Linked DNA regions of Mus musculus: region 1 is linked to region 2. Evidence: chromatin loops called from intact Hi-C (ENCODE). Cell type or tissue: heart. All regions are shown on one strand. Links, peaks and the distances in the headings refer to the core of each region. The heading gives the core; the rest is flanking DNA.

Region 1 (15,327 bases), core at 4,731-12,730, 69 kb after region 2:
CAAGCTGTCCTAAGTTAATAGTGATGTGATCGACAGAACCCAGTCCACATGGTCAGAGTAGAAGGGTCTCTATGACAAAGGGTTCGGAGCCCCATTCAGAGTCAACTGTGTGAAGCAGGGAATCACAAAGGTGCTCTGACAGGAGCATCTGCACCAACCTCCATAGGGCTCCCTACAGGCAAAGCCTGGCAGGTATTGACTGGGGCACCCCCAATGACATATCCAAACCCGCAGATCCTACACAGCCATGCTCAGTCAGCACCTGCTTCTTACAGAAACCCCAGGTGACATGTGCACTCCTTAAGGTGTGACTCACACTTTCCAAGGCTCCTCAAAGAGTTACTTATCTTCCCGGCTACCTGTGCAGCTCTGACAGTTGCCCTGAGAAGCACTCAACCCCTCCTCTCCAAATTCCAACATCTTTAGCCTATCCTCACCAGGTACAAGGAGTTGGTCCCAAGCACATTCCTTCATGGGACCTGAGGCTGGGAGCCTGCTAGACCAGAGTCCAGACCTCAGAGCCCTAAGCTGCCAAGATTCTAAAATTTTTCACACCAGGAAGGAAGAGGCATGCACTGGGGTTGGGGGTCATCAGAGAACAGCAATGAGAACACAGGAGGGGAGGTCTGGCTCACAGGAGGATGGTGAAGATACAGGTCTGGATGCTGAATGGGCTTCTGATGAGTGTCACAGCTACCTAAGTGATGTTATGTTTGTAGACACTTGTGTTCCAAGGTTGGGCCTTCTGCTCACATTTGTGGGTGCCAGGTTACAACATCAGAGTTCTGCCAACTCTTTTCTTAAAGTTGTTCTAGTTCTTCAAGAGAGGAAGTGCCTTGGCTGTGTGATCAACAAGGTCTTGGACAGTGGGGCAAGAAGGGGATTGAACAATAGCCTCTGTCTGGAAAGAGAAAGGTCATCATTCCAAAACCACCAGAATGTAAGATCTGATGCTCTGTGGACCCAGAGAAGGACATGGATACCACTGTCCAGGCACAGATACAAATCATGGCTTGGTAGAAAGGATGTGGGCCCAGCATCCTGAGGCTGAGCCTCTAGCAAAGGGTTAGGCCTTGGTCACCTGCCACATGAGAGTGGTGGTCCCACCCAAACCCAGCAAAGCTGAGAGAACTAAAGGGAGCAGAGCCTGCGGTAGGCCCTTGAGCACGGCAGCTGTCAAGTCGGACAGGAGAATAACGGAGGAGCCTGTGTTCATTTGCTAAAGCCAATGTTGGCAGGGGGACTTAAACAGTATTTACACCTCACATTCCTGAAGGCTGTAAAATGAAGGTCAGGATGTGGGCAGGGCTGGCACCTTCTGGCAGCTATGAGCCTTTTCCTCTCCCAACTCTATTTGGCCACCTTTGTGCTTGCATGGTTTTCTCCTATGTACTGTTGATATCTGGATTTCTCTTTTCCCTAGGACTCTAGGACCAGGACTCAGCCTAATGCCTTCATCATAGCCCATTGCCTCTAAATAAGGCCACATCTGAAGTGCTGGTGTGGTGTCAGGACATCCACGTACAGATCCCACCCACAAAAGGAACCTTTAGGTCTCATGAAAAGAAGGAATCTTAGACCACACAGATATTTTACAAGCATAGAGCCCGAGAAGGACTCCCCTTCTTTTGAACAGCCCCGATAGAGGGGTTCAGAGAGGGAATGAGGGTTCCCTGAGATCCACTCCTGATGGAAGGAATGTGTTGCTTATTCTCCAGGTCTTGGAGACATGGCAGTCTCTAACACCATCGGAAGCAACGTGTTTGATATCCTGGTGGGGCTTGGCATCCCGTGGGGCCTGCAGACCATGGTTATTAATTATGGATCCACAGTAAGTCCTGCCACTTCCTGAAGAAGTGCATAGGTATGTTTCAGAGGGAGGGACGAGGCTCTCTCAGTTCCAGCCTGGAGTTCTGGGGAGATGTGCTACCCTTTGCCCTTTGCATCCACTTTCTTCGATGGCGTCTGTGACAGCCTAGCCTGCAGGAGGAAACTCATGCTTACTGCATCTTCCTCGGTGCCTCTTCCTTTTGCATAAGCCCACCGTCACCTGTCCCCATCCCAGTCCACTTCCTGATGAACCAAGTGCAGACTTGCACCCATGGCTCCCCATTTGTCATAAGGCTCTGACTATCCTGCATCCATCAGCAGGAGCCCTGTTTCCCAAAAGAGAAAATGAATACTCTGAAGGTGGGGCTTTTAGAATAGACTGGCCGACCAACTCAGAGATTTGTGGCTCATGTGCTTCACTCTCCAGGTGAAGATCAACAGCCGGGGTCTGGTCTATTCCGTGGTGCTGCTGCTGGGCTCTGTCGCTCTCACTGTGAGTTTTTGTCATTTCCAAACTGGAGCACCATGAATACTTCATTTCATGCAGCTCAGCCTGGCTGGGCACATCTCCCTGTTACTTGCCCTCCAGGGTGAGGGGCAAGCCAAGGACATGTATATACTTAAAGATACCCCAAAGCAAGAGCAACTGCAACCGCTGTGGTACTTTATCCTGAGCAAGTAAGGTGTCACCAGGGGACCTGGGAAATGACCCTGGTCAGTTATGGCTTGACCAAGCACCCATGTGATCAAAAGAAGGGGTCATAGTGATGCCCAATTGTAATTTCATCCTAGGGAAAGCAGAGACAAGCAAATCTTTAGGGACTGGACATCCATCTTAGCCAAACTAGAATATTTCAGGTTCAGTGAGAGACTGTCTCAAAAATAAGGTGAATAACATTTGAGGAATGACAGCCACGACTGTCCTCTGACCTCTACACGTACCCACATACATGCACACATGCACCCACACATGTGTACACACACACAAATACAAACATATCACTAGGGTTGTCATGTCACACAATTACATTTCAATTCTTTCTTTTTCTTTTTTTTTATTGGATATTTTCTTCATTTACATTTCAAATGTTATCCCCTTTTCCAGTTCCCATTTCAATTCTTTCTGACTAGTCCAGGGAGAGAGAATTCTCCACACTCGCTGATCTGACAATAGTGGACATGACAGTCCTCAGAACAATGAGTAATTACAACAAGGTCCTCCCTGCTCTCATGCGCAGTCCTATGCTGTGCATTTCATAACTATGGTATTTTATTTAATTCTCACCAGCCCTCATGAGGAAGGTACTATTAGTCCCATTTTGCAGAAAAACTCAAGGCTAAGACATTAAGCAGAATTGGGGTTTGAGGCCAGCTTGTTCTGTCTTTACAGAGCTCTCTGCTTGGTGGAGGCAGCTGTGGTCCAGCCCAGGGAAGCTTTGATTCAGGGATAAGAGCTAGGGCAGTGGGGCAGTGGGGGTGAGAGTAGGGGTGGGGGAGCTTGTTCTCCCAACATGTGGAAAACAGAGTGAGGCCCCAGCAGAAGTTTACCCAGAACGGCTCAAATGAGCCTGGGAAATCTGCTGAAGAGTAAAGATTATGATGCCAGGTTCCGAGGCAAAGGTGGAGATCTGGTTTCCTTAGAGAAGGGCCATGGTAAGACCATGTTGTACCCCGAGGAAGTGACCTGTCTCATAAGGGAGGGCCAATTCGTGAGAGTGGCTGCTGTAGATTCAACCATAGCATGGGACAAGCCTCAGAGTCTAGTCTTAATTGGACCAGAATCTTGTCTACATTTTGTAGAAAGAGTTTTAGAGTCCACACTGTTACTGTTTGGTAAAGTGTCCCTTGGATCTCTCAGCCCCACCAAGCCTAGTTCTCCCCCTGTCTCCTACCAGGTCCTTGGTATTCACCTCAACAAATGGCGCCTGGACCGGAAACTGGGCATCTACGTGCTGGTCCTCTATGCTGTCTTCCTGTGCTTCTCCATAATGATAGAGTTTAATGTCTTTACCTTCGTCAACTTGCCCATGTGCAGAGAAGACGACTAAAGCTGAACCATTGCCCAGGAAACTGCTGTTGCCACCGAGATGCTGGCGTCCTCTCTCTCTCTTTCTCCACACAGGTCTCTACTGCCGTGGCAGCCACTGTCAATTCTTTCATGAGCTGGAAGGAAGGGCCACCATGGTCTTTGTCTGGTCACGGGCCAGGCTGATGGGCATCTGTTCCCGCATGACAGGGTCCAGCCGTTATTTGAGCAGCTCCACAGACTCTTGGCTACCAGCTGCAGGGATGCATCATATCTCTTCTCTCTTGCACACTTTAGTCAAAAGGACTTCTGTGTGCTGTTTGTCTTTCTGTTACATGGGCAGCCTCAGAAATGAGTCAGCCTGTGAACATGAGGTGTCCTAGGTGAGTGCAAAGTAGGTCCAGAGGCAAGTGTCACCTCTGGGCCTGGAGAAAGCAGACTGTGTTACCATGACTCTGCTGGGAACACTGGAAGAGACAAGGTATCAACCTGCAGGGGCTTCCAACCACTGCAGTTATAGGAAAACTAGGAAGAGTGGAAACATAATTTCTCAATAGAAGAGAGAAAAGCAAGCGAATACTGTTATCCTTTTTATTGACACATTCAGAAACTGAGCAATGAAATATTAAAAATAAAACATCACATATAGATCATCATACTTGAAGAATATCATTCCACTCAAAAGAATCATTAACAGGGAGCAAAAAGGTGACCCTTGGAGAAAAATTAACCCTCTGTGTGTCATCCCATGCTGACTCCGAGACGATTTGGTTTGGAATATAGAAAAGGTGGAAGACCGCCCAGAAATAGGTGCTAACTCAGAGACACAGTGGGGAATGTAGTCACAGCTACACATTTCAGACCTTAGGATGCCATGCCCTGTCCTGTCGGGTTTGTAACTTCTCTGTTAATGATCTGCTACAAAACTACCCCATTGAAAGACACAATGTTTATATTGTTTATATGCCCAAGCAATTGCAGAAGTGATGGTTACGGACAAGAAAAGAGCTTCAGCAAATTGCTCTCTCTGGTTAGCTGAAGCCAAGTATGAAAAACGTACCTTAGAATTTTTAGAGCTAAGTCTTTTCAACTTCAGAGTTTGCTACAACAAGCAAAGCCAGGGATGGGAGATGGACCCAAACATAGGAAAATATGAAACAATGTTTGACTGCTTTGTAGCTCTGAAATCTCTGTGTAATGGTTTCCTGACTATAAACCATCCCTGGGTTCTAATGAGAAAGCACAAATTAATTTTATATAGTGAGGTTCTTATTTTTTTAATGTTTCTATTGCAAAAGTCTATCAGATCTGATGCACTTTGAATACTGAGATATTTTGCACAGTAGAAGGCATGGGGTGACCCAGGGTAATGAGAGAAGGGCTTTTAGTGATTTTAATATCGGTGGCTACTGTAAATCTAGCAGCCCAGTCCTTCTGGGCCCATGGTGGAATCTGTAGCAATGTTCTCTGAATTTCAAGGGACAAAGCGTTCAAGCTTGTGTTCCTTAAGTTCCCTTAGCAGAACTGCATTGAGACCTCGCTCCCATTACCAGCCTTCTATTCGGGGTTCACATCAGTATTAGTAGCTCGCCTAAGTCGGCTTTGCTCTTTGTCTATCTGGGTGAAGTTGGTGGTCTTCAGAGTGAGGCAATGTAATCTCCCTTAAAAAGAATAGCTGATGGGCTGAGGGCAGGAGCCTGAAGGTGCCCCAGTGTAAAGTCAGCGCAAGAGGCTTCAGAGTTGATCTACTCCCTGGTAGCTTATTCACTACACTACACTACACTACACTACACACACACACACACACACACACACACAAACACACACCACACACACACCTTCCTTTCACAGGCGCATGCAAGCTCCGAGTGCTTCTGTCTCCTAACTTCTCTGTAGTGTTCGCATGGATTACTCTCATCTCATCAGTAATTAGCATCAAGTGACTCTAGTTTAGCTTCAGAAGGTAGCAGAGCTGAAGCCAAAGGTCTCCATCACCCCTCCTGCTCTGGCTGGTACACTAGATTGGCCAGCCTGGCACAGTGGCATGATTTGCTCTGAGTTGGGGGTGTGAATCTTACTTCTTGGGTCAAAAACGCCCCATGGAATATTTAATTTACCCAGAAAAATTTCAAATCATATTGTAATACCTGCCCTTGTTAAATGCCCCTGCTTTTCCTGCACTGTGTTTTGAGTCTCCGCATCTTCGAGAAGCTTGCAGAGAACATCACTGTAGCCTCCCTCTCCCCCTCAGAATCTTCTGGAAGCTATATAGTGTCTCGCAACTGCAGTTAGAAACTGGAAATTATGTTTTCAGTCTGAAGGGCACACCTCTTGCTAGTTTTCTTTTGACTTAAATGTGCCAATGATCCTCAGAGGCTCTGGGCATCTCTCCTATCTAAGAAACTACAGGTTGACAATGAAAATTTCTGGTTTTAGCTAAATATTTTTCCTCGTGAGTTTAAAGAGTCATTTGATAATATAGACCTTCGTTTTGGAAAAACGTGCTTCCATTAGTATACAGGATTGCTTTCATTGTTTTATCCCTAAAGCTAAATTAGTATGGTGTAATTACTTCTGCTACAAAAAGAAAAAAAAAACAGTTAAAAAATACACTTAGGTTTTCCTCTTCAGAGGCAGAAAATAAGAGCAAATGCTGTGTTCAAATGCGAAGTGTCAGCCTCTCTCTCTCTCTTGGCCTCTCCTGTCTGGATCCTTTATAGAACTGAGGTGGGGAGCAGCCTGTGGACAGAGAAAGTGTGAGTAGGATCACTCCTCCTGGGGAAGCAGGAGAGAAGTCCAGCCCAGCTGCTCTCTCTGGCCTCCCTGCTCCCTGGGTGTGAAATTGGGCTGCTCTTCTCCCATACGAGGTCAATAACCGCCTAGCCCACCTTGGCAGTGAGTAGCTGACATTTTTCAATGCCCCCCCAAGCCACTGATGCACACCTACACACTGTCCCAACCCTGCCTGAACCCCTGGAGAAAGGTTTGGTGTTCTCTCTCTCTCTCTCTCTCTCTCTCTCTCTCTCTCTCTCTCTCTCTCTCTCTCTCTCTCTCTCTCTCTCTCTCTCTCTCTCTCTCTCTCTCTCTCTCTCTCTCTCTCTCTCTCTCTCTCTCTCTCTCTCTCTCTCCTACCTGTCTTACCTTCTCTTGTAATTTACCTTTGTAAGTTGCATGGAAAAGCTGGCTGTGTTCTTGGTAGATGCTAAAGGGACAAAGAAATTGCTGCTTAGAGTTAAAAGCGCCAGGAGATTGCTTCCATCAGCCAGGTTTTAAATGCCTGCCAGAGGTGCCCTGATGTCTCCTAACACCATCTCCACAGGAGTCCTTCTCTGGGGGGCAGTGAGCAGATGTTATCTAGAACACCCTGGGATGGCTTAGATGCCATGGTGTGTCCACAGAAACTTCTGGAAAGTTTCTAAAATGTTCTCTGGTTAACTGGAGTGGCAATAAGTCATGATTCCTACCGGCTAAGACCCTGTCTCCCTGAGCCCAGCTCTCTCTCTCTCCCCATGTAGACCCAGAGGGTACCTGCTTTCCCCAGGTATGAACACTCTACCTTGGTTCTGTGGTCTCTGCAGCTTAGCACATCCCATGAGCCCGTCAAGGGTCATAACCCCACTGGGCTTTCTCAAAGTCGAGAGAAGGGGCTCCTCCTGTTTTCTGGGAAACTCTCCCTGCTGTCAGTTATGTGGGCCCAGCAAAGAGACTTTCATAGGCTCTACCCACAGGGCAGGGGTGTCTCAATGTTTGGCTTCTCTGAGCCATATCATCTACAAAGTTCACACACAAGCCATGCAATCATGTTACATATATATGTGTGTATATGTATATGTATTTATATATCCCCCAAATCTCAAAATGTTTCAAGGAAGTTTACAGTTTGGCATGGGGCCATGTGTTAGATACTCCTGATGGTTTTTTTTTTTTTTTTTTTTTTTTTGATAAAAGCAGCCTAAACTTGGTGGGTGCTGCTTTTGTGATTTGCCTCATGTCCAATTTGGGAATATGTCCCTTCATCAAATGCATGCCTTCATGCAGTTGGAGAAAGGGGCACTTTTCTCCACCTCTGCCACTCAGGAGAGGTTATCATTTTAGGGAAGCCAGTTGAGTGGTCCAGGAGCTTTGGTTACCCTATGAAGGGATTAAGCATCATAGCTTTTCAACTGTCTTTGCATTCCAGTTTCCACGCATCTAGGCTAAATCCTCAAATACCTTCTCACACACCCATATACCCACACATGTACTGCTAGGGAGTCAGGGCTCTGCTTTAACCCTGTGTTTCTAATCTACCGTACGGTTTCCTGTCCAGGTGACCAAGTTGTCTAACTTCCTCCCTCTCCTGGGCAATGGCTGAAGTCAAGTCTTGTCTAATCCGCCCTGACGTAGTCCGGGGGCCCTGGGAAGCATCTAAGAGTTAAAACAGTCTGCTTCTGAGAAGGTCAAGGCTGCGGCTGTGTGCTTTTCTATCGTTACATTTACAGGGCTGGGGCTTGCCTACTCCCTGTTAAAAGCCCCAGGATAGATGCCAGCATGACCCACATCTCTTCCCACAGTGCTGCCAGAATCCAAGCAGTGGCTGCTTAGGCACCATTCTGGTCTCTTCTTTTCCATCCATGAATTCAAGAAAATCCCTAATCCTGGAGAGAATATGGGCCTTCCAACTCCACCCTTAGAAAATGAGTTTGTTTGTTGTTGCTGCTGTTAGCTATTAATAGAAGTGACCATGTGACCTTTGGTTTGGCATGATCAGTTTTTGTCTACAAAGGAAGGGTCCAAGACAACATTCACCCCTCTCATCACTCTAGAATTCCCAACAGGGAATTTTTGGGGTTCACTGCAGAGGAAACACAGACATTTTCCAACTGGAGGCCTTTCCTCCCCCTGAACATGACTGAGACGGGTTCACTCTGTTCCTTGAGGGAAGTGTTCTGTGGGTGGGTTCTGGCTGCGGGTGTCCAGCCTCACCTTGAGCTGTGTGAGTTGCAGACCCTGGGACTGTGCTCTGCCTTTTTCCACCTGACCTACACCAGGTTTACTTGGGGCCCTCGGCAGATAGAACTGCGGCTGAGTCACTGTGGCTGACTTGGGAATCTCCAGACTGTAGAGGGTTGGCTGCTAGTGTGTGAGGCTGGATATGCCCTTCAGAGCACTCAGTCCTGGCAGGGTATCCTCCCCCGTGTCTCCAAAGTCCTTCTTGATTTCTGACACAAAGGCAGCTTTGATTACACAGAGGCAGAAGAGACAGAAGGTCAGCCAGCTGCACCAGATCCAGGGGCAAGGTAGGGCTGCCAAGTCAAGCTGGACCTGAGGAGACCAGGCACATCCAAGATGCCAAGGGTCAGGCTGCGCAGTTTCCTCAGGGAGTTTGGACCTTTTCTCAACACAGTCTTGATTTATCAAGTCGCAGGCTGATGGAAACAGAAGAGTCTTGAATCTTGAAAGAGCCTCCTTAAAAATACTCCAAACCAAGGATTTCTGAGGCCATCCAGACACTACCTAGTGCCCACAAGACATCTGTAGCACGCTGGGCTGAGCACCGCCATTTTTGTTCATTCTATTTAACAAGCAGAGCAGGAGCAAGGGATTGGGAAGCTGTAAATAATAAATATATTTATGCCGCTATTTATTTTTTCAATAACTGTGACCTCCTGCACTGTGAATGCTCTGTGATATGAGATTCTTAGTTTAATAAAACTGTCATTAAATTTGAATGAATTGATATTATTGGTTCCCAAACACTGGCATGATTTAACTTCTATTATGCAGAAAAGCATTCTAGAGTAATATATGAAACTAAACCTTTATAAGAAACCTAGCAGTCGGTGTTGTGACGCAATATATCAAAACCATGTACACTGCCAATACAGTAAACAAACACAAGTCACCCTCCTGATAGACCTTCCACCCACATTTCCATAGATACAGATGTGAATTTTTTGGAAAGAATTATGTTGGTATAACAGCCATTGGAAACCATTTCTATTTGCCTATTGAGACACAAATAAACTTCAGAAACAGGACAAGAAGTTGGAGCTTTTAATTACAAAGGTTGGAAATGAGTTAACAAAGTTGGATTTGAGATTCATCAAGCCTCCCTGGGATGAGTCCTGACAGTCCCACACTGTTCTCATGGGAGCTGTCCCATCTCACCGTGTCACCCAGACACACTTTAAAGGGTTTCAGCTTAGTTGTTATGATCTTGAGGTTCGTGTGTGTGTGTGTGTGTGTGTGTGTGTGTGTGTGTGTGTGTGTGTGTTGTGCATGTGCATGGACACATTTGGGTGTGCACATGTGCAGTTGGAGATGAGACTGGCATCAGGTACCATCTCCTATTGCCCCCGACCTTGTGTTTTGAGGCAGTATCTCTCCCTGAAAATGGCACTGTTTGATGACTGAGCTATATGTCGTAACACAGAGATATTTTTTAAAATACTGGGGAGGTGACACACCACACTCCGCAGTGCCCATGTGTTGGTGAGAAGACAGCTTGTGAAAGTCAGTTCTTTCCTTCCACCATGAGGAGCCCAAGGATGAAACTCACGTTGCCAGCCTTGGCAGCAAGTTCTTGGACATGCTGAAGCTTCACGATGGCCCCGCAGAGGTGCTTACACAGGCATGTTTGTTGTTGATGTTATTCACAATAGCAACAAAATGGAATTAGCCTACATGTTCATCAAAGAAGGAATGGATAAAGAAAATGGCACGTATAAAGTAGAGCTTTAGGCACAAAAAATATTGTTATACACATTTCAGAAAAATGGATAGAACTGTATAATATTAATGAAATTACAAAGATTAAAACAGAGAAACACTGTGTTCTCTCTCATATGTCTTAGTTTCTCATTTTTATTTGTTTGTTTATTTATTTATTTATTTATTTATTTTGAGATAGGATCTCTATGTGATTCTGGATATCCTGGAAGTCCCTTTGTAGACCAGGCTGGCCTTGAACTCAAATAGATATGCCTGCCACTTCTTCCCAAGTGCTGGGACTAAAGGCATGGACCACCATAGCTTCTGATTTTTCTATATATTATATTTATGTGGGGTGAGTATGTGTAGGGGCCTGGAAACTAGAAAGGGGCCACTGAGAGGGGAAAGGGGGGTTGAGGAGGTGGGGGAGGGTAATAGAGCACCCGTGGAAAAGGGAATACTGGGAGTGAAGGGTAAAGTGGGGGAGAGAAGAGGAGGAGGGAAGGGTTAACCTAAACAAAGTATACATGAGAATTCCGCAACGGAACCTGTTACGTTAACGAAATAAGCAGGAGCCGAGAGACTCGGCAGTTGCCACTTGTGTAGAGGACCTGGGTTCGGTTCCCAGCATGGGCATGGAAGTTACCAATCATCTGTGACTCCAATTCATTGGCTCTGATGCCCCTTTGTGACCTCTGAGGTCCCCAGGCAAGCGTGTCGGACACAGCATCCATGCAAGCAAAAACACTCACACACATAATAAAAACAACTTCAAAAAAAATTTTAACAAAAAAAATAAATAAATAAGAAATTGGATGAAAAGGAACCGTTTTTTATGATGCTGCTACTTGGCAGGCAGTTAACCACCTCCTACAGACCCTACAAGCTGCTGGGGTGGGCACCTCCATACCCACCTCTCGGAAGACATGGGCCCAGAGAATTTAAGGAATTTGCCTAAGGCTACACTATGGGGAAGAAAAGAACTGAGCCTGGAAGCAGACAATCCCTGTTGTCGGAACCCTGTCGGTGGGTGCTGTACCCCAGGCACCCTTAACAGCACCCCAGGTGTCCCCATTTGAGGATGCCCTTTCCTGAGATCCCAGGGGCCTCAACTGAGATTGAAGCAGAATCGAGGGCTGGGACCATGGTCTGATGACCCACCAGCTGGGACTGGATAAGCCTTCATCCTATCCAGCCTGCCGTCAGTCACAATTTCTCAGGAGAGTCCCAGGACACCACAGTGATTCTTAGAGAAAGGACATAGATTTTCTTCCAAAGGAGAAGTGAGATGGGCACTGAGCAATTCCAAAGAGTGAGAAAGACACAATCACCACCTCCTCCAAGCACTTAGGAAGCAGCCAATGCTGCTAACCCACTAGGCTCCCTGTCCCCCTGACCTGGCCTCTGGGGGAAAAGACTTGTAAGAGAGACTAGAAATTCTAGAAGTTTCCACTATGGGCACTCAAGCTTTTGCCAGCTGTAACTTTTCTTTTTCTCTTCATTAGCTAAAGATGGAGATACAGTCCTGGTTCTGGGTCTTTCCATACACTAGCTCATCCCCTAAAGATGCCCTTTCATTATTTCCTCCATCTGAAATCCTACTCCAAGGCTTAGGGGATGGCACCTGCCTATCTCAGGGATGGTAGGGAGGGGGATTGTGAGTTCCAGGTCAGCCTGGGAGAAATAGGGAGACCATGCCTCAACAAAAAAAGATAAACAAAACGCCTACTCTGGGAAATGCCCGACTGTGACTGACCAGGGTGAGGAGGGCTTGCTTCTTGATCATGTAGATAAGGAAGTTCATTACACCTCATGACGCCAGCATTTGACTCCCTCGCAGTCCAAAATGGCTGCCTGACTTCATCTTGACTGCAACTTCAGCAGCAACCAGTTGAGCTGCTCTCAAATTTTTAGGCCAGCAAGGGCTGATGCCTCATATCTTATAGCACTTGGATAACTGGGGGAACAAGACCTCAAACTCAAGGCCAAACTGGACTCCATAGCAACATCCTGTCTCAAAAACAACAACAACAACAACAACAAAAAAGACATAGATTGACCCTTGTCCATAGAAAATATATTTAATAGTGAAAAATATTATTTAAAACTGTTATGCTTGGAGGTAATTTTTTATCTGTCAGTGTTAACTAACTAACTATAAAATATTTCCACCGTGTATTCCTGAGCCCCTAACCCAGGAATACATGGATACATGAGAAAGAGCTAAAGATTGCCTACACAAGGTCTGAGGGAGGAGAAAGGAATCCTGTCTCATGTGTCCTGTCCTGGACCAGCAGTAATGACGGCCCAGAACTGTGTGGACACTGCCCAGGCCAGCGTCCTCAGAGTTCTCCTTTAGGGACTGCCACTCAGGTAAAGAGGGTTCCTTGACTTTCCCACAGAAAAGGATGTTAGAAGGGGCCAGTATTAAGTAAAGTTGAAGTTTATTAAAAACAGAAAGAAAAGCCCCTCCAAAGAAAGACCAGGGTACACCCAAGGGCACAGGTGTGGTTTCTCAAATAAGAGTGGCCTCTAGAAGTCCTATTGGTAACTGTATACAGGATTTTAGAGACTTGGAATGTCGTTGTCTAAACAGTTTTTAAGAGACCCTCCATTATTTGTATTTATTTATTTATTATTTGTTTACTTATTTATTTTGGTAAAGTTATAGGGTGGCTCCCGAGGCACTACAGATGAGACTAGAATCTGATAAGGTAAAACCAGGAGCCAGTAGGGTTGCAAAGGAGCTTAGACTGCACCCTTTCACTCTAAGCTGGAGATGGATATTCCTAGAAAATTGCAGTTTTACAGATGGGAAAGAAAAACAGCCTTAAGGAAAGTTAATTGTGTTGAAATTCTGATTCTCAGCTGGCAAGAGGCTCCAGTCAGACTTCAGCCAAGCTACTTTCCCTTCCCATGTCGCTGGAATTTCCCATCTTTCTCTCCTGACTCCCTTTCCTCAACGTGAGCACACAGTAGGACTGCAGTGCCTGGCTCACAGTGGCAACTCTGCTCTCCCGGGATGAGTATGACCCCGCCTGGCTTGCTTTCAGGCAAATGGGGCAGCTTGGAGATGCTGAGCCTTTTAATGTGTAACCACTGGCCTCTTGTCAAAAATGTAACTCGGCTTCCCAGAGGTCACTGTTGCAAATTCTCTTTCCATCCCCTCATTTTCAGGGCTGCCAAGGGGAAGGCCCAGCTGGCCCGGCAGGCAAGAAAGAGCCTGCCTGAGTCTGGAACCAGCAGTTAATGTTCAGGGCTGAATTAGTCCAGGTTCCTTCTTCTCTGTGACTATCCTGCATTGACAGGAGGGGCCAGAAAATAATCTTCCAGAAAAATGACTCTCTGTGCTTAATGTTTTAAAACCACACTGTCAACAATTTGACTGACAATGGTGACTCTGAGCTTTGCTTTTTAATGATAATAAAATATACACCACCCTTCCTTATAAACTCTGTACAGCATTCCCACAAGATGCTTTTGCTGATATTTTGTCAGATTCTTGTGACTATATAACAACCCCTTTGCAACTGATGAATGACACAGTCACTATATATGGGCATATTTTTGTTTACTACCAAAGGGAAATCATAGAGACATAAATGCCCCCGGCTACACAAGTGACTTCACTCTATTATCAGATAACGGATTTTGAAGAATGAAAAAAATAATTGTTTATTTGTTTTTTACAACATTAATAGTCAACTATGACACTTTTAAAATCAGCCTCTTTGAACTCTAATCTGCCCACAATAATCCTGAGTTTAAGCACATAGCTTGGTGAGTCCTAGATGTATAACTAGCCCTGCAGAAACCACCACCATGGAGCTGGTGAGAAGACTTGCTGTGTGAAGATGCCTGACACCAAGCTTGACAACCTGCGTCTGGTCCCTAGGACTCATGTGGGAGGGAGAGAGAGCTAACTCCCACAACTGTCCTCTGACCTGCACACTTGCACCCTGGCTCATGCATGCCCACACTCATACATGCACCTCAAACACGAACAATAAGAAAGCATATAGATAAAGAAGTGAAAAATAAGTCATCTTAAACACCACCATAAGCAAGATATTGAACAGTTATCTGAGTATCCTCACCTGTGAATGCAGGTGGTGACACGGCTGTAGGAGAAAATGATGGTGTGTGTGCATAGTTCTAGGCTAACGTCAGTGTCTTTTTTATCAGGTTGTATCCCCTGCCAATTCACTTGAGGAAAAAGACATACACACACACACACACCTTGGGCCAAGTGTGGGTTCTAACTACTATAGCCCATCAGGAGCTGCCCTTCTCCTAGTCTCAGGGCAGTCATTGACTTCTACCTAATTGCACATGGAATTTCAGTCCATAATAGGAGGAAGAATTTACCTTTCCTGCAGGACAGACAGGCATACCACATGATCCTGGTTGGTCTCAAGAGTCACCTTGGCACCATAGGAGGCTACCCTTAGAGAGGCCAACACCACAGAGAACAGAGCAGGGAGAGGGACCAAATATCAGTAGCTGATGGCAGCATCCACCCCCTGATTCCTTCAAATATGGATTCAGCCACAGCAGGCAGCTTCCAAAGATGGCGCTGTCCCATGCCTACTATGCCCAATCCCTTCAGTGACCTGATTTGCTTCTGATGACAGAAGGTAAGATGTCATCTCTGTAATTAGGTTGTGTAAGACTGGACTTCTCAGCTTTGATGCAAGAGCCCTCCCTTGGTGGCCATCTCAGTCTAAACACATTGAGGAGTGTGAAGAGCAAAGGTAGGTGACTGAGGCTCTCAGCCC
Region 2 (15,327 bases), core at 3,406-11,405:
GCTGGTGGTGTTTACTCCCTGGAAAAAATTGCTGCGTTTAAAAAAAAAGAAAACATCTGAACAAAACAGTCTAGTTCAACTAACATTAGAAAAGAGTGGGTAGGTGCCCTTGGTCCTATGTATATGCTGTGGTCCCACCCTGAACAGGCAGGCCACACAGTCACACAGTAGTGATGGAGGACTGATTGACTGGGTTTGGGCTCTGTCTTGACCCACTTGCTGTGTGACTTTAGCCAAGCTACCTAACTTCTCTATGGCCCTTCACTCAGCTATTATAGAAATCTATACAACCTCCCAGGTCAGTGTATGCAGGGCCAGGCAGACTAAATTGATCGTGGTCTCCACCCAGGGGCCACAGTTGCTCCTGAAAGAAGTCTGGCATGACCCAAAGCATAATCAAGTGTGGTTGGCATTTGTAACAAGGTGTTGAAGCAGAACCTTTCTTTGGCCTGTGGTTGGAGGGACAAGGTGTCTCTGACATTGTCACTGTGGCGGGACCCAATAGCAGTGGGATCCAAGGGTCTGGCATCCAATGGATGACAACATCAGTTGTGTGTGTGTGTGTGTGTGTGTGTGTGTGCGCGCGCACGCGTGCGCAAGTAATTTTCATACCCACAAGGGGGATAAGTCAGGATGTAAATAGAAGGCCAAGAAGGTGACTAAATTGTCCTGGGACTTGGACTGTTGTGCTTGAGTTATGGGTTAATGCAGTCTTCTGGGCCCAGGGTTAAGGAAGTGGCTTCCCCATGTGGACTTGGCCATCCTAGAATAGCAAGAGACCTGCACCCCTGGGCTGGAAACTGTAGAGCAAGGGAGCTGATTCCTCAGAGCCCACAGGGGGTGGAAGTTACTGTTTCAGGACGGTGGCCACAGAAGGGGGCCTGGATAGAGAGGCCACTGTCTGGGAGCTGTCCCCTCCACGCAGGACGGTGCAGGCCAATCACAAACTTTCTCAGCCTCTCTTCTTACCCACAAACTAGAACTAGTAGGCTCTTCCCTTGAGGACCTGGGATAAAAAGAGGTCAGAGTTGTTTCCTTCCTCTCTTCCCTGGTGTTGAACACGTGTTACCTCATCCCTTGTCCCAAAGTGGGTCAGTCACTGTATTTCCCTGGGGAAACTGAGTCAGGAAGGTTTATTTCTGTGCCTTCCATCCTTCGCCCCCCGAGAATACAGGGAGCTTTAAGCCCTATGAGGTCTGAGCTGCTGTTGTCAACACACATCCAAGACTAGAGGATCCCTCTGAGAGCACAGAGACCTGAAAGGGAGCTCGTCCTCAGACACCATGTTTGAGTGATGCTTGGTATACTCTGTGGGCAGCTGTGGGCCTGGCTTCCTGCCGGAGCCAAGGGAACCTCAGCTATAGAACTAATATAGAACTGATTATGGCTCAGTGGTGGAGGACTGGGCAGGTACCAGGCCCTGGGTTTGACTCCCTGCACCACAACCATAAATAATAGGAAAGATTTCCCAACCTGAGCAGAGACGTTTCCCTTCTGAGCTAAGGGTGATTATGCAGAGAGTCACCTAAGAGCAAGAGACAGTTGAGTACTCAGCATTAAACAGGGCACTTGTATCACCCCGTCCGAGACACGAGGACATTAAGGAAAAGACGTTGAGTTGTGAAATGCTGTATTGTGCTTGACTTAGCTGTGCCACTTACCAACTCACAGCAGCCATGGTTGCCCATACAGGGCCTGCTCAAGACATGGCTGTGAACAATCACAGTTGGGGAAGAGGCAAAAGAGAGTGTCCTGTTGAAGGATGACCCAGAAAAGTTCAGTCAGCATTTTGTCACCTCAGCATACCAGTGTCACATACCCAGGCCAAGTAACAAAATACTGCCATTCACAGGACACCTTCTCCTCACTGTCCCTGTCTCTCTTCCATATGACCCCTCTCCCCTCTCTCTACTGGAAACAGAGGAGGCTACTTTTGTAAGGACATCTCTTTAAGGTAAATATTTTCCTGGCACCAAGAGACTGTCATGGCCCCCGCTGTTCTTGGTCACAGTCACAAAAGTGGGGAACCTCACCCAGTACCAGGGCCCTTTCTTCACCCACCTCCATGTGCCTTAGCCCTCTCATCTCTCAGTCTACAAGGAGGGGTGCTAATATCACCTCTCTCATACCAAGATGCTGGCACAACATGACAAGAGACCAGGGCCATTCAAAGGAGTCAGAACAGTTGACTGGATGTGTTGAGAAGGCAGTGACCAAGGTCACTACCAGCTCCACAGCTGGATTCCTATTGGAGGGTGTGAACATCTGCAGTCTCTGAGCATCCCAGAGATGGGCACTCCCTTCTTAGAAGCAGCCTCCTCCTGAGCAGAGGAGGGATGGGTTCTCTGCAGGAGCTGATGGCACATTGTGCATCCAGCCTCAGTAGCCCTGCCCACTGCTCTGCCTCCTGCTGGCTGTGTACCTGGCCAGCCTCTCTCTGCTCCCATCCCATGTAGCTCATGATTGAGAACTGTGAGGAACACTGACCTAAGACCCCACTCTGCCTCTCCAGCATCTCCCCATACTCCCCACCAGCCTAACACACCCCCTGAATAGGTTAGGAAGGGAGATAGGAGCTTTCTCTCCTTGTCTGCTCTTCTACATAGCCCACCCTGCTACAGGCATGAATGATGCCCTTGTCCTGCCCATCTCTGAGAGCAGCGCCTCCATCCTTTGGTTAGGCATTTGCCCTAAAGTCCTCATAGCTGACTCTAGTCCCACTAGCTGCCTCCTCCCAGCCGAGCTTACCCTTGTGCCATGAGTCAGTCTTAGGTCCCTGAGGCTCACATTGTCTGAGTCCATGTCTGCTGATAACCCCACACCGCCTCCTGAGGTGCCCCTGCAAAGGGTGTCCTCAGCTCATGTCTCTCAGCACGTTCTTTTTTGGACCCAGCTTTTTCCCAGAGCTGTCTGTCCCAACTAGAGTTCATTGTTCATCTTTCACATCCCACAAAAGCTCAACTTCCCACCGTGGTACCTTGTCTTGTTATAGTCACCATTCACCACATCTGTCTCCCCTTCCCAGGCTCAAAGGGAGTCTGATACATCCTCGATTTATAACAGCCCTCCGTACAGATCTTCCCGGGAGTAGAGCTTGCTCTGTTCGGGTGTCTAGGGAGAGCAGTCAGGATGTGGCTCATGAGCGTGTTCTGCTCCCAGGACCGGCATGGTGGCTATATGTTGTCAGAGAACCATCGGTGGCACAATTAAAGGGTCAGGCAAGGATGAGCAGGGGCCATTCTATACCATTCAAGGAGAGCTGATTTACTCGGGCAAAACATGTGCCGATCTTGAAGGATGTGGATTTAAGTGGACTTAACTAGATGCTAGGAACTAGAACACAGAAGCCACAGGACATTCGTATGCATCGCTCGCCTCCCAGTCTGGGTGGACTCCTTCCAGGAAGGATAGCTTGTGTTCAGACAGTATCTAGACTGGTCAATAAATCATCATGGAGACAGGGAGAGTGACGGTATTAATAAGGTGGAGTGAGGCCAGCATCCGAGTTCAGTGTGAGAAGAAAGCAGCCACCCTTCCAGCTTGTTTGGGATCAGGGTTTCACAGCTAGACATTACTGGCATCTGGAGCTAGCTACCTCCTTATGAATTTTTATAGGATTTTTAGCAGTATCCCTGATCTACCTGCTACTTTCTGTTTGCGTGTGTCTGTTTGTCAATATGTGTGTGTTTGTGTCTGTATGTGTTTGCATGTGTACAGGCAGGCTAGCGGTTATCATCAGATATCTTCCTCAAATGCGCTCCTCTTTGCTTTTTATTTTAAAACATTTATGTGTTTCTTTTTTTTTACTTTATGTATATGAGTGATCTATCTGCATATATACCTGTAAGCCAGAAGAGGGTGTCAGAACTCATTATAGATGGTTGTGAGTCACCATGTGGTTGCTGGGAATTGAACTCAGGACCTCTAGGAAGAGTAGCTGGTGCCCTTAACCACTGCAGCATCTCCCCAGCTCCTCCACTTTGCTTTTTGAGGTAGGGTCTCTCACTACACTTGAGTTTGCCTTTGGCTAGACTGGCAGGCTACCAGGCTCCAGAGCTCCCCCTGTCTCTACCTCCCCAGCTCTGGGGTTACACTGCATACCCTCACAGCCAGCTCTTACATGGGTGCTGCAGATCCTAACTCAGGTCTCTTGCTTCTGCAGCAAGCACTTCATCCACAGACCCATCTCCACCGCACTGATGCTTTGTGACTCCCTGTTACTTCTCATCATCTTTCTACACTGAGTTTTCCTTCCAGCATGTACATTCAGGTGGGAGGAAGGACCTGAAGAGGGATGGCTGTCCTCTGGTAGGAAGGCAGATCATAGTTTCTCCCATGATGAGCAGTTCTGAGGGTCCCAGATTGTCTGGAACCTTCTTGGGTGGGGCGGAGGCTGCAGTGGTACCTTCCCATCATCACCTTATGCAAGGAGGGACTGGAGCAGTAGCTATCTGTTATCTTACGTGTTGTTTCACCTCCTGGTCATTTCCCCAAGTTGGTAGCTTTGGAACTGAGGGTCTTAGTGGCAGGTCCTCTGCCAGCTCCTCTGTGGAAGCAGGTGGATCTGTGTTCTGTGTTCTGGCCCTGAGAACAGGTTAACTCCCGTCTTTGTTGAGTAGTTGTTCTTGGACGTTTGATATCCTTGCCTTTTGTTCTATGGTCCAGGGAAAGAGACAGCATGGAAAATACATAGGCTCTATGTATTCAAAGCCTGAAACTCGGTCAAGGTAGAAATACCTGTAATCTTTGCTGGGTCAGGAAAGCATCCTGTGCCCCCGTGCATGGCAAGCAAGCTGAAGGATGTGCATAACTGGTGACTTTCACATTGTCACCTTCCCTGGTTGCTCAGAGTAGGCACGACATGCTGTCAGCTCCGTGAAGAATCCATAGCATCTGGCAGGAAAGAATAGGAGAGAGGCGCCAGAAAACAAAGAGGTGACTTCCAGTCCGCATGGGAGGGAAAAGATAGAACTTTAACTGGACAGACATATACTAGAGCAGTTCACAGATCACTGTGTGCTCCTCAGGCCAGCTCTGGGTAACAGCATTAGCTGAGCTTTCCAGACATTCTGGGGGTGCCATCAGGTTCCTTGCTGCCGAGCTTCTGTAGTCTGTGTTTGAAGGGAGGTGATAATCCCAGAAGACATCCAGAGGAGGAGGAGAAGGCCATAAAATAGGCCCGGTGACCCAGGATGGCCCATCATGTATTCTGTTCACTGATCCTGTAAGACCTTCGGTTCATAATGAGCTGAGAGCCTCCCCCAACCTCGCATGCCTGTAGGGAAAGCAACAAACTCAACCGTTTCCTTTATGCTTACAAAGGAAAAGCCAGGAATAAAACTTAGGCCCTAGTGACTCTCTTGGAAATGCTCTTTACAATTAGATCCAAAGATGAAAATCAGCCCCAAGCCTAGAGAAGAAATTACACAGACATTTTTATTCTTCTCAGGGTTGGATGCCCAAATCCTGACATCATTTGAATGTTAGTGACATACTTACTGTACGTAACCCACCTGGAAATCACATGACCTGTCTTCCCTTCTATCTGGGACCCTGCTTCATGCTACTTGGTGTACCCTAGCGAGTAAGGCTTCCTTATAAATATTCACGAGGATTATATGTCTGCCTGCCAGTGCTCACACAGAAACTGCCTGCTCAAGGTGAGCGGCTCTGAATAAGGACAGGGTGTTCAGTCCTTTCCAGAAAGGTCTCAGCAGACCTCCCAAATATGCCAAGAGACTTCTTGCTTTGAGTCTACTTGTGAGAGGAGCAGGAAGGTAGGGATTTGGTGTAGGAGACAGGCTTATATCAAGGATGGTGAGGCTATGCAGTCAGATTAGAGCTATAGGGGCTGAGAGTGTGAAGACAGGGCAGCTTTGGCCCAGAGCAGTGCAATGCAGATTCCTCTGGGAACTCTCAAATGTTTGTCCTTTACTAGCCTGCCTGCCTAGTTCTGTCCTGAGGTCAGGGTGGCTCCTCATTCCTCACACCACAGCCCAAGCATGCCATGGTCCAGTAGGAGCTAAACACACACACACACACACACACACACACACACACACACACACACACACTATCTCCCCATGCAGCCATAGAGCCATCAATCCTTGTAAAGATGGTATTTGTATATAGTGTATCTGTCAGCTTCTTATCACTATAACAAGCTACCTGAGGAAACTGATTAATAGAGGAATGGTTAGTTCTTGTCAGCATATGGCTTTGGAGGTCTGGGTCGAGATCTATTGATCCGAGTTGCTTTGAACCACTGTTGAAGGTGACACGTGGTGGCAAGAGCCTTTGTTAGAGTGAGTGGCTCTACACATAATATAGGAAACAAGACAGTAAGAGAAAGAGATCTGGCTCCCACAATCCCCCTTTGAAGGCATGTCTCAGTTACGGGCTTCTGGTCACTTCCTTTTAAAGGTCCATGTCACCTCCCAATTACACAACCGAGGAGACCAATCCTTTAAAACATGAATCTGTAGGGGACTCTCACTCAAACAATAGTTGTGTGTGTATGCACTGATATGTTTAAAGCATTGGTTTACAGATTCACCAGGAGTGGCTGGCAGTAAGAAATTCACAGGCAGGATCTGGGGTGCTGTCTGCAGGCAGAGTCTATTCTAGAAGCCTTAGCTTTGCTGTGAAGTCTTCAACTAACGTGAGTAGAGCGAATTTACAGCCCCAGTATTGAGAGTAATCTCATTTACTTAAATTCAGCAGATGGTAACTGTTAGCCGCATTTATACAACAGGCTCACAGCAAAGCCTAGATTTGCATATGATTAAGGAGCTGGTTGTGACAGCCTGGTCAAGTTGGCACATACAATTCACATGGCAACCAGCTCTCAGCTTCTTACTCTGAGGACCAGAGCCTGTAAGAGGACAGGAGATCCAGCCCTTCCTCAGTGTTCCTCCCAGTCCCAGCAAGTCTGAACCGCCACCCCTCAGACACAGATATCCCACAGGCTGTGAGGCTGGCAAAGACAAGGAAGGACCCAGTGTCCCTGGGAACCTGTTCTTTCCTGGCTCATGCCTATAGTCCCAGCTATGGCAGGAGGACTGCTTTGAGTTAGAAGCTGCCCTGGGTTATATAGCAAATCCCAAGACCTAGACTATAGGACCAAAACAATGACCAATGGCTGCTGCTATAGTCTAGCCCTTGCTTACACTGGTGTTCTAGGTGCCTGTGTTCTGTGGACAGAGCTAAAGGAGTCAACATGTGTATGATGCAGGGTGAGATGTTTTTCAAACATCATAGTCCTAACCCCTGGAACCTATGACTGCGCAGTTGCTTGGAAACAGGAACTTTTTAATTAGTCACAATGAGGTCATGCTGGGTAAAGGTGGGACCCAAAGCCAGTGCCTGGTGTCCTTTTGAGAAAGCCACATGGAGACCCAGCAAGAGGAGAATGTGGAATGAAGGCAGAGGCTGACAGAAGAGTGACATGTCTACCAGCTGAGAAATACCAAGGACTCGGTGCTGAGTCCTGAAACGTGTGTTTCCTGAGGCTGCAATGGGAACTAGTCTATACCAGTCTGTATTGGTTGTTTTTCCTGTTGCTGTGACAAAATACTTAGAAAACGCAACTTAAGAGGATAAGGTTTATTTTTACTCCCAGCTTGAAGGTATAGACCATGGAGATAGGGGAATCATAACGATCAGGGCGATCAGAGTGTGTGCTGCCTGGTCACGCTGTATCCTCAGTCAGGAAGCAGAAAGATAGATGTGGGTACTCACCTCATCTCTCCTTTCTATTCAGCCTAGGACCACAGCCTGTGGAACGGTACCACCCACATTTAGGGTGAGTCTTCCCACCTCTGTTAACTCAGGCTATCGAGCCAATCACACACACACACACACACACACACACACACACCCAGGCTTGTCTCCGAAGTGACTGTAAAGCCTGTCAGGTGGCATCCATCACTCAGTCTTGCCAACACCTGGATTCTGGGTGCCCAGATGTGCAGTGGGATGGACCCCGGGGTTTTAGGCATGTGGCACTTTGCTTCCCTTCATGGTCCTAGGAAATTCTGCTGGTGACACCCTACCCGCATGCCCAGATCATGCTCTGTTTGGCTATGAATGCCAAGAACACATCACGACCCGCAGCCGAAACAGCTCACTCTCAGGAGAGTCCAGCCAGGGGACTTTCCACAGCCTGCTGCCATCTGGCCCTCGTCAGACAATGAATAATTGTTTCTGCTGGTGGAGAGACAGCTCCAGTTAACACATGGCCTAGATGTGTTACCTCAGGCAGCCACCTTGGCCAGCCAAGAGTGTGTAGGGGGCACGTGGGGCCTGGCCCCAGAACATTGAGTTCCATTGTTACCGTTGGTGACCGAGACAGCTCAGATGACATCTGTAATCCTGTTCCCTAAAGGCACAGCGCACACTGACAAAGATTTACTTGAGACTGGTCCCAGCATAAGAGCCTCCCTAGTAGCTTCTGAGGCTTCTGCAGTTGACTTCTGGCTGATGGAGGTATGTCCTTCATAAAGTGGGGACCGTGTCCCTCAAGCTCACATCTATCCGGATAATGTGTGCCCTGTGCACATGCGCACACACAGGAACTGAGTGCCAGTTGCCTGTTTGTCCTTGTTGTGAGCAGTAGCACACCTGGGGGCCGTTAAGGCCGTCACGGGTACATGCCTCCACTTACTGGACTATGATGCAGGCAGCTCTGACTTTTAAAGCTTTTGTTTCTGGTATGTGTGTCTATGTGTGTATGTGTGTGTCTGTGTGTCTGTCAGCATGTGTCTATGTGCTTGTGTCTTTCTGAATATAGCTGGGACTCAAACCCAGGGCCTTGTACACACTAGGCAAGCACTCTACCCCTGAGCCATATGCACAACCCCTTATGAGGTATAACTTTTATACAATAAAATGCAGATTTTCAAGCACGCTGTTTGTGTCTTGACAAATGTAATTAATGGTGTAACGACCAATCCAGTTGCAACCTGGAAAAAAAATCACTATTATTCCAGAAATAATCTCTATTATTCCAGTTTTTGTGATCTTTTGTACACTGTTCCTCCCTCGTTCAAGCATTCTGATTTTCCTCATCTGACAATTCTTGGACATCACGGTGTGGGAAGGGCCACCCTGTGCTAATACTGGACTTGTTTATACATTATGGTTAGTAAAATGACCATGCAAGGATTCGGTCTCCTTATGGCACTTCCATATGTTCTTAGGTTTGATTTTCATCCTCTGAACCCCTGGCCCGCTTGCTTTTGCTCCCTGATTGCTATATCCTTCCACCCCACTGTTTCTCTTTTGGCTTTGCTATCACTTATATTCTAACACTTTCTTTATCTGTTCCCTTGAAGCCTTGTGCTCTCCTTCCAGGACCTCATGCATCACCTTTACCCTTGAGTCTTTTTTTTTTTTTTTGAGTCATAGTAAGTTGATTTAATATGTTTGCAATATAAGCATTCCAGAGGGGAGCCATGAAGACCTCTTTCCTTGCTGTGCCTACCTGAGTCACTCTGGGTCACTTCTGGATTTCTGCATGGGCTTCTTCATTCACCGCTATAAATAAACCACATGTGACTTATGTGTTGCTCTTTAAAACCCATAGCAACAATCTTTCCACAAGCATCAGAAGGGCAGTGCTATAGCCCCTCTCAGTCAAGGATGTAGACCCTCCAAATCAGCAACAGTGCAATGGCCAAGGAAAGACTAAAGAGAAGTATAACAATAATTTGACCATGACTGTCTGCCTGGACAGCTGGTGGCTCCCACTGTCTTATGGTTAGCGGTATCAAGAGTTCTCAAGTATGGCTTCCCTCCACCCCATTTAAAATGGTATTCTTAGAACAAACACCAGATGAAGAATTATTGGACCAAGAGAAAAAAATGTTTCATGGGTCTTGTTGTACAGCCCAGTGTTGTTGAGAGTTTGCCATTCAGTGAATGTATTTCAGGGGCTTCTTAAGGACTGACTGCGATATTGTGCATTAAAAGTCCATCTGTTAGCTTTCCACTGCTATAATGGATTGCCTGAGGAAATGCACTTATATAGAGGAAAGGTTTATTTTGTCCACGTGCAATTGCCCTCTTGCTTTGAGGCCTGTGAAGAAGTACATAGTGGGAATGAGTGCCTGACTGGGGAAGCCTGTTCACCTCATAGACAGACAATAAAGAGATAAAGAGAGGTGTTCTATAGCCCCCTTTAAGACCACACCTTCATTGACTTTAAAACCACCCAGTATACGCCACCTTTTCAAGGCCGTGCCACTCAGAGTAGCACTATGCATGGATACAATGTACTTTGAACAGAGTCCACCTTTTGTTACTTTGTTTCTCTTTCTCAGCACCCGCCCCCAACCTCCCATCCTCATTTACTCTCTCCTCTTCTACAATCCAAATATTTCCCTCTTGAGTCATCTTTTCCCCCTCACGTCCAAATATTAGAAAAAAATGGTTTTTTTTGAGTCCAGCTTATTTCACTTAACATTATAAGCTTAGGTTCCTATCTGTTTTTCTGCAAACACACGCTTCTTTAGCACTGAGTAGAACTCCACTGTGAATGTGTACAGCCCGTTATCTTTATCTGTTCATCACTTGTGAACCTAGGTTTCCATAACCAGGCTGTTGTGAACAGTGCACAGCAAACTCTGTGCGAGTGTCTCTATAGGAAGCTGTGTCTATAGGAAGTGACTTTGGTTCTTTGGGGTGCATATTCAAATAAGGTTTCGCTGGAGCACATACAGAGTTAAGAGTCATCCCACCAAATGGAAGGGAATTGTTGCCAATATTCATCTGGCAAGGAATTTATATCTACAATATAGGAAGAAGTCAAAGAATTAAACAACAAAGGTGCAAATAATCCATTCAATAAATGCTTGGTAGAGTTCAGAAGAATGAAATTATATCATCTCGTGGCCATCAAAAGAGAAAAGGAATGGGGTGGGTCTGGCAATCTTCTTTGAGGATGTGTCCTTGATGACCAAAGGACTCATAGCCCACTGTTAAAATGTCTGTGACCTCCTGATAGTCATACCTGGGGGCCAAGCCTTTAGCACATGGACCCTCAGAGGACACTCAAGACCCAAGCTTCAACAGCTGGCCTAGAGTTGGTGGTCACTGAGGTTGAACCCTGGACACTGGGGCTGATGACTCCAAAGCCCATGTTCCAGAGACTCGAGGTCAGATCTTTTGTCCCGTCTGGGCTCACCATGGCCTGCTTATATATTCTGGGTCCTGGAGCTCTGTCACTAGCTGACTGGGATGCGAATAAGCAGTTGACCTCTAGGGACACTCATTTCACCTTCTAGATTTGGGGTTGATGGGGCGAGGCCAGAAAGGGTGTTCAGGTGACTCGGGGCGTGGCAGGGTGACTTAGAGAGCGCTGCCCTTGTCACACCTGTGAACCTTTGCCTCTTCCTGGGTGGAAATGAACAAAAGCGTAGTGCTTGTGCAGCGTCGGGTATAAAAGCACAAGCTTCCAGGAAAGGATTGTACCACAGCTGAGGTTTTCAATATTTTATTTTTCTCTAGTGCATAATCTATTTTTAGAATGTACTGAAGATAGGATTTCAAACTCCTTTTCATGCTGGCTAAGGCAACAATGTCATATAATTATGTTTACTTCTGTTTGGGACAAGAGGACAAGAGACAGTGGTATAAGACCTTAACATGGGAACAATTGCCCATGAAAGGCATGAGATTTTCAGCAAAGCTATTTTAAACCAATGCATTGAGGGTGGGGGAATCTTGATTTTTTGGGGCTTTTGGCTCCCAGAGCCTGAGTGGTTTCTAAAACACATACCTTATGTAAGTTGAAATAATGGAAATTTGAAGCTATTTAAATGACTTCCCAGACTCCCAGTCTCCTTTTCATAGTTTCATAATAAACGTCATGGCTTAGAACATGGGGTTATTTTTATCCAGAAAGCAAAGAAAATGGCATGTTTAGAGGCAGTATCTTTAAAAAAAAAATTAAAAAAAAACTTCACTTCACAGTTTACATTCCCTAAAGAGACTCAAATAATTGAAAGGTTTGAGGAAATTTTGCAGCTACCAGAAAGCCCAGCTCTGTGGACTTTGTGTCTGTGGAAGAGCACTGTGCAGATACTAAGATCCCACAGCTAAGGATGCAGGGCCAGGCAGGCCAGGCCTCCGAGTCTTCTGGGCAGGGTTCTTTGATTGCCCTTCAGTTAGGTAGAAAGCCAAATGCTTGGCCTTTCAAAGGTATCCTGAATGCTGGCCTGGTAGCAGGTTGTACCAGGACCTGCAGCAGCATCCTGGCCAGCACAGCTGGATTAGAGCACGCCTTGGGATGATCCAGGCCAAACGGATAGAGAGGGTCAGACAGTGCTGTGCTTGGAAGGTCTGGACCAGCTTCAGTATTTGTCTTCGATGGATGTTGAGAAGCTGCCTTGATTTTAGACTTCACTCCCTGTAAAACTGAGAGAAGTAAGTTTTCTGCATTAAGCAAACGCCCCGGGTTAGCATGCTTTGTTACAACAGTACAGACGGAATAAATAAGTCAAACCCTCAAACGCCCTGCTCAAAATTCAGGTTGTGGGGATGTTGCCAACTGAGCCTGTCAGTGTCTACAGCTTTGGTTGCCCATGGAAACAGCAATGAGAAAACAGTCTGACCTCTTTTCTGCACTGGAAGTCCCCATGGTCAACAGGACCTATTTTACAGTCAGAACTATAGCTGTAAGTGAACCGAGGCTCATCAGAGCCGGGTGTATGCTGGTATAAATGTTCTACATGGGAAGGCTCATGGAAGGGAGTGAAATAGAAGCTGGGTGTGTCGTGTTCTATTCTGCTTCGTAAGCCCTGAGGGAACAAGAGATATCAAGAGTGCCAGAATTACCTTCCTGCAGCCCATGTAGATGGTGGTCTATTCACTGAGAATGCATTCAGGGTACCTACAGGAAGAATTGTGTTACAACTGCTGCTTGGAAGCCGGGCAGTGGTGGTGCACACCTTTAATCCCAGCACTTGGGAGGCAGAGGCAGGCAGATTTCTGAGTTTGATGCCAGCCTGGTCTACAGAGTGAGTTTCAGGACAGCCAGGGCTACACAGAGAAACTCTGTCTCAAAGAAAGAAAAAAAAAGAAAAGAAAAGAAAAGAAAAGAAAAAAGAACAACTGCTGCTTGGAAAGATTAAAACTTGGAAGGTGTCTTCAGAGATTAGAAAATCCAAACCACAGAGAATGAGGAGAAAGAGAAGGAGGCTAGGGACGAAGCTCTAAGAACACAGAGTTTGGGGGTCCTGCCATGGATGGGGACCCTCTACATTACAGTAAGATGAGAGGGGATCAAAGAAGCTAAACAATGTTGGCTGAAGAATGGGAATGTAAAAGGTGGGTGTCTCTCCATGTCATTAATGTGACACTAACTTGAAGAAGCTCTCGGTAATAGAGCTCCATTGGTAAGACCTGGAAAGAGCACATATCAATCCTTCGTGGCCAAGAAACTTGGGAGATCATGGAGCTATTTTATCTTAGAGTACAATGGTGGATGCATGGCCTCATGCATTTCTCAAAACTCAGAGAACTCCACACCGCCAAAAATAGACGTTATCATATAGAGAATGGATAAGTAGATGGGTGGATGGATGGATGGTGAGTGGGTGGGTAGATGGATGGATAAATAGATGAAGAGATGCATGACAGGTGGATAGACAGGTGGAATGGATAGGTGGATGGATGGGTGGATGGACAGGCAGATGGGCAGGTGGATGGACATGTGAGTGGATAACAGGTGGATGGATGGACAGGTGAATGGATGTCAGGTAGATGACATACACACATATCTTCCTCTATTGCTTTCTGCCTTACTTTTTTTGAGATTTATATATCTTTTTTTTTTTTAACATGGGTAAGTGGATATTTTACCTGCATGCATGTCTGTGTACCATGAGTATGTCTGGCACTCATAGAGGTCAGAAGAGGGTGTGTCAAATCCCCATGAAACTTTACTTACAAATGTTTAGCTGCAATATGGAGGGTAGAATCAAACCCAGGTCCTCTGGAAAAGCAGTTCATGCCCGTAACTACTAAGCTATCTGTATGGCCATTTGCATTACTTTTCTGAGATACAGTGTCTTACTGAACCTGAAGATCTTCATTATAGCTGGCCCGCCAGCCCCTGGCATCCACCCATCTCCACGCTCAGATCTCGGTCATGTACTGTCGTACCTTTTCTTTTACATGGAGTGCTGGGAATTTGAACTTAGATTCTCACACTTGTACAGTAAGTACTTACCCACTGAGCCCTCTCACCAGCCTGAGAAGTGATCTGTACTACCAATTGTTCTAAGGAGGTTGAGGAATCTTCATGCTGGGTCACCCCAGGATCCATGGAATTTGTAGTGGGTTGTGGCCTATAGATGAACTTGACCAGCGAAATGCCAGACACACTCTTCTTTCCAAGAGCACAGTCTCTGGTCATGGCCTTTTGAGATCCCTGGAAAACAGAGCCTGCCCCTCAGATAAAAGAGACCTTGGCCCTGAGAAGGGTATCTGTTGTAGATAAAATACCCAACTGAGGAAAGCCGGGTATTGATTGAGCTCCGCCTCAGTTCTTTGCCTGCTCCCTGCGGTGGTTGTGTGACTGTAGGTGACTCCTTTAGCCTTGAATGCCAGCTTGCTCATCAGTAAGTGGGAATGAGCTCCTTGGGATTGTCTGGGAGATCAGGGCTTGATAAGTTGGCAATGCAAGCTTCGGGCCTAGACATGAGCACCTTCCTTCTAGGGAGCCTCTTCAGTCTTCCACTTCCCCCAAGTCAGCAGTGGCTGGCTCAGTCACCATCCCAGAGGCATTTTGTTTGTTGCTCAGTCAATTGTTTGCTTGTCCCAATACACTAGATCAGGTGTGCCACGGGGGCAGATGCCTGAGACTCAGCACCCCGCTTGACGCCTGGTTAGGTAAACACTCGGGGTACAGGTGTTAACTCCTACTCTTTCAAGCTAGGGGTATTTCCGCGGTGATAGGTGTAGTTAATATTGTTTTGGGGGTTCGCTATACCCCCTTGTTCCCTTTAAATATCTATAAGGGGTTTTCACCCCATTTCAAATCATTTAGTTCCGAAATAAAAGACATGGAGACCTTTAGATTTATAATAAGCTTTTGAGCACTGGGGCTGGGCAGATACCAGCCCTCTATGCTATTTTGTCTGTTTCCCCGAGAAACTTGCTGTGTTTCGCTTGGCCATGTGCCTACATCCACTCTACCCTTCAGTGGCTTCTTTCTTCTTCTCTCTCACTCCTCACGGTCCTCACCTAAGACACCAAGCCCAGAAACCTTCACTCTACCCTTCTCTTCTGCCCAGCCCAGGCTGTAGGCATTTTTATTAACCA

The links. Peaks named below come from ENCODE experiments on the same cell type or tissue, not always from the same donor. Only the 100,000 strongest peaks of a DNase experiment are listed, where the experiment ranks them.
Region 1: a loop joins it to region 2, with 1.8 times the contacts of the local background. A loop is called at or near these places in 2 of 42 quality-filtered maps.

What each region holds. Positions count from the first base shown.
Region 1 is chr12:102,262,620-102,277,946 of GRCm38, forward strand. Slc24a4 (solute carrier family 24 (sodium/potassium/calcium exchanger), member 4) reads left to right here. Exons shown (of 17, transcript NM_001362345.1): 15 at 1,719-1,831; 16 at 2,258-2,323; 17 at 3,726-4,514. The coding sequence ends at 3,878. Among named protein-coding and RNA genes, the nearest start is that of Rin3, 13 kb to the right of the region's middle. In heart, for the core only: no CTCF peak of the experiment used is centred there; a DNase peak (open chromatin) is centred at 9,082.
Region 2 is chr12:102,194,888-102,210,214 of GRCm38, forward strand. The region is part of intron 2 of Slc24a4 (solute carrier family 24 (sodium/potassium/calcium exchanger), member 4); the gene reads left to right. Among named protein-coding and RNA genes, the nearest start is that of Gm25203, 51 kb to the right of the region's middle. In heart, for the core only: no CTCF peak of the experiment used is centred there; a DNase peak (open chromatin) is centred at 8,234.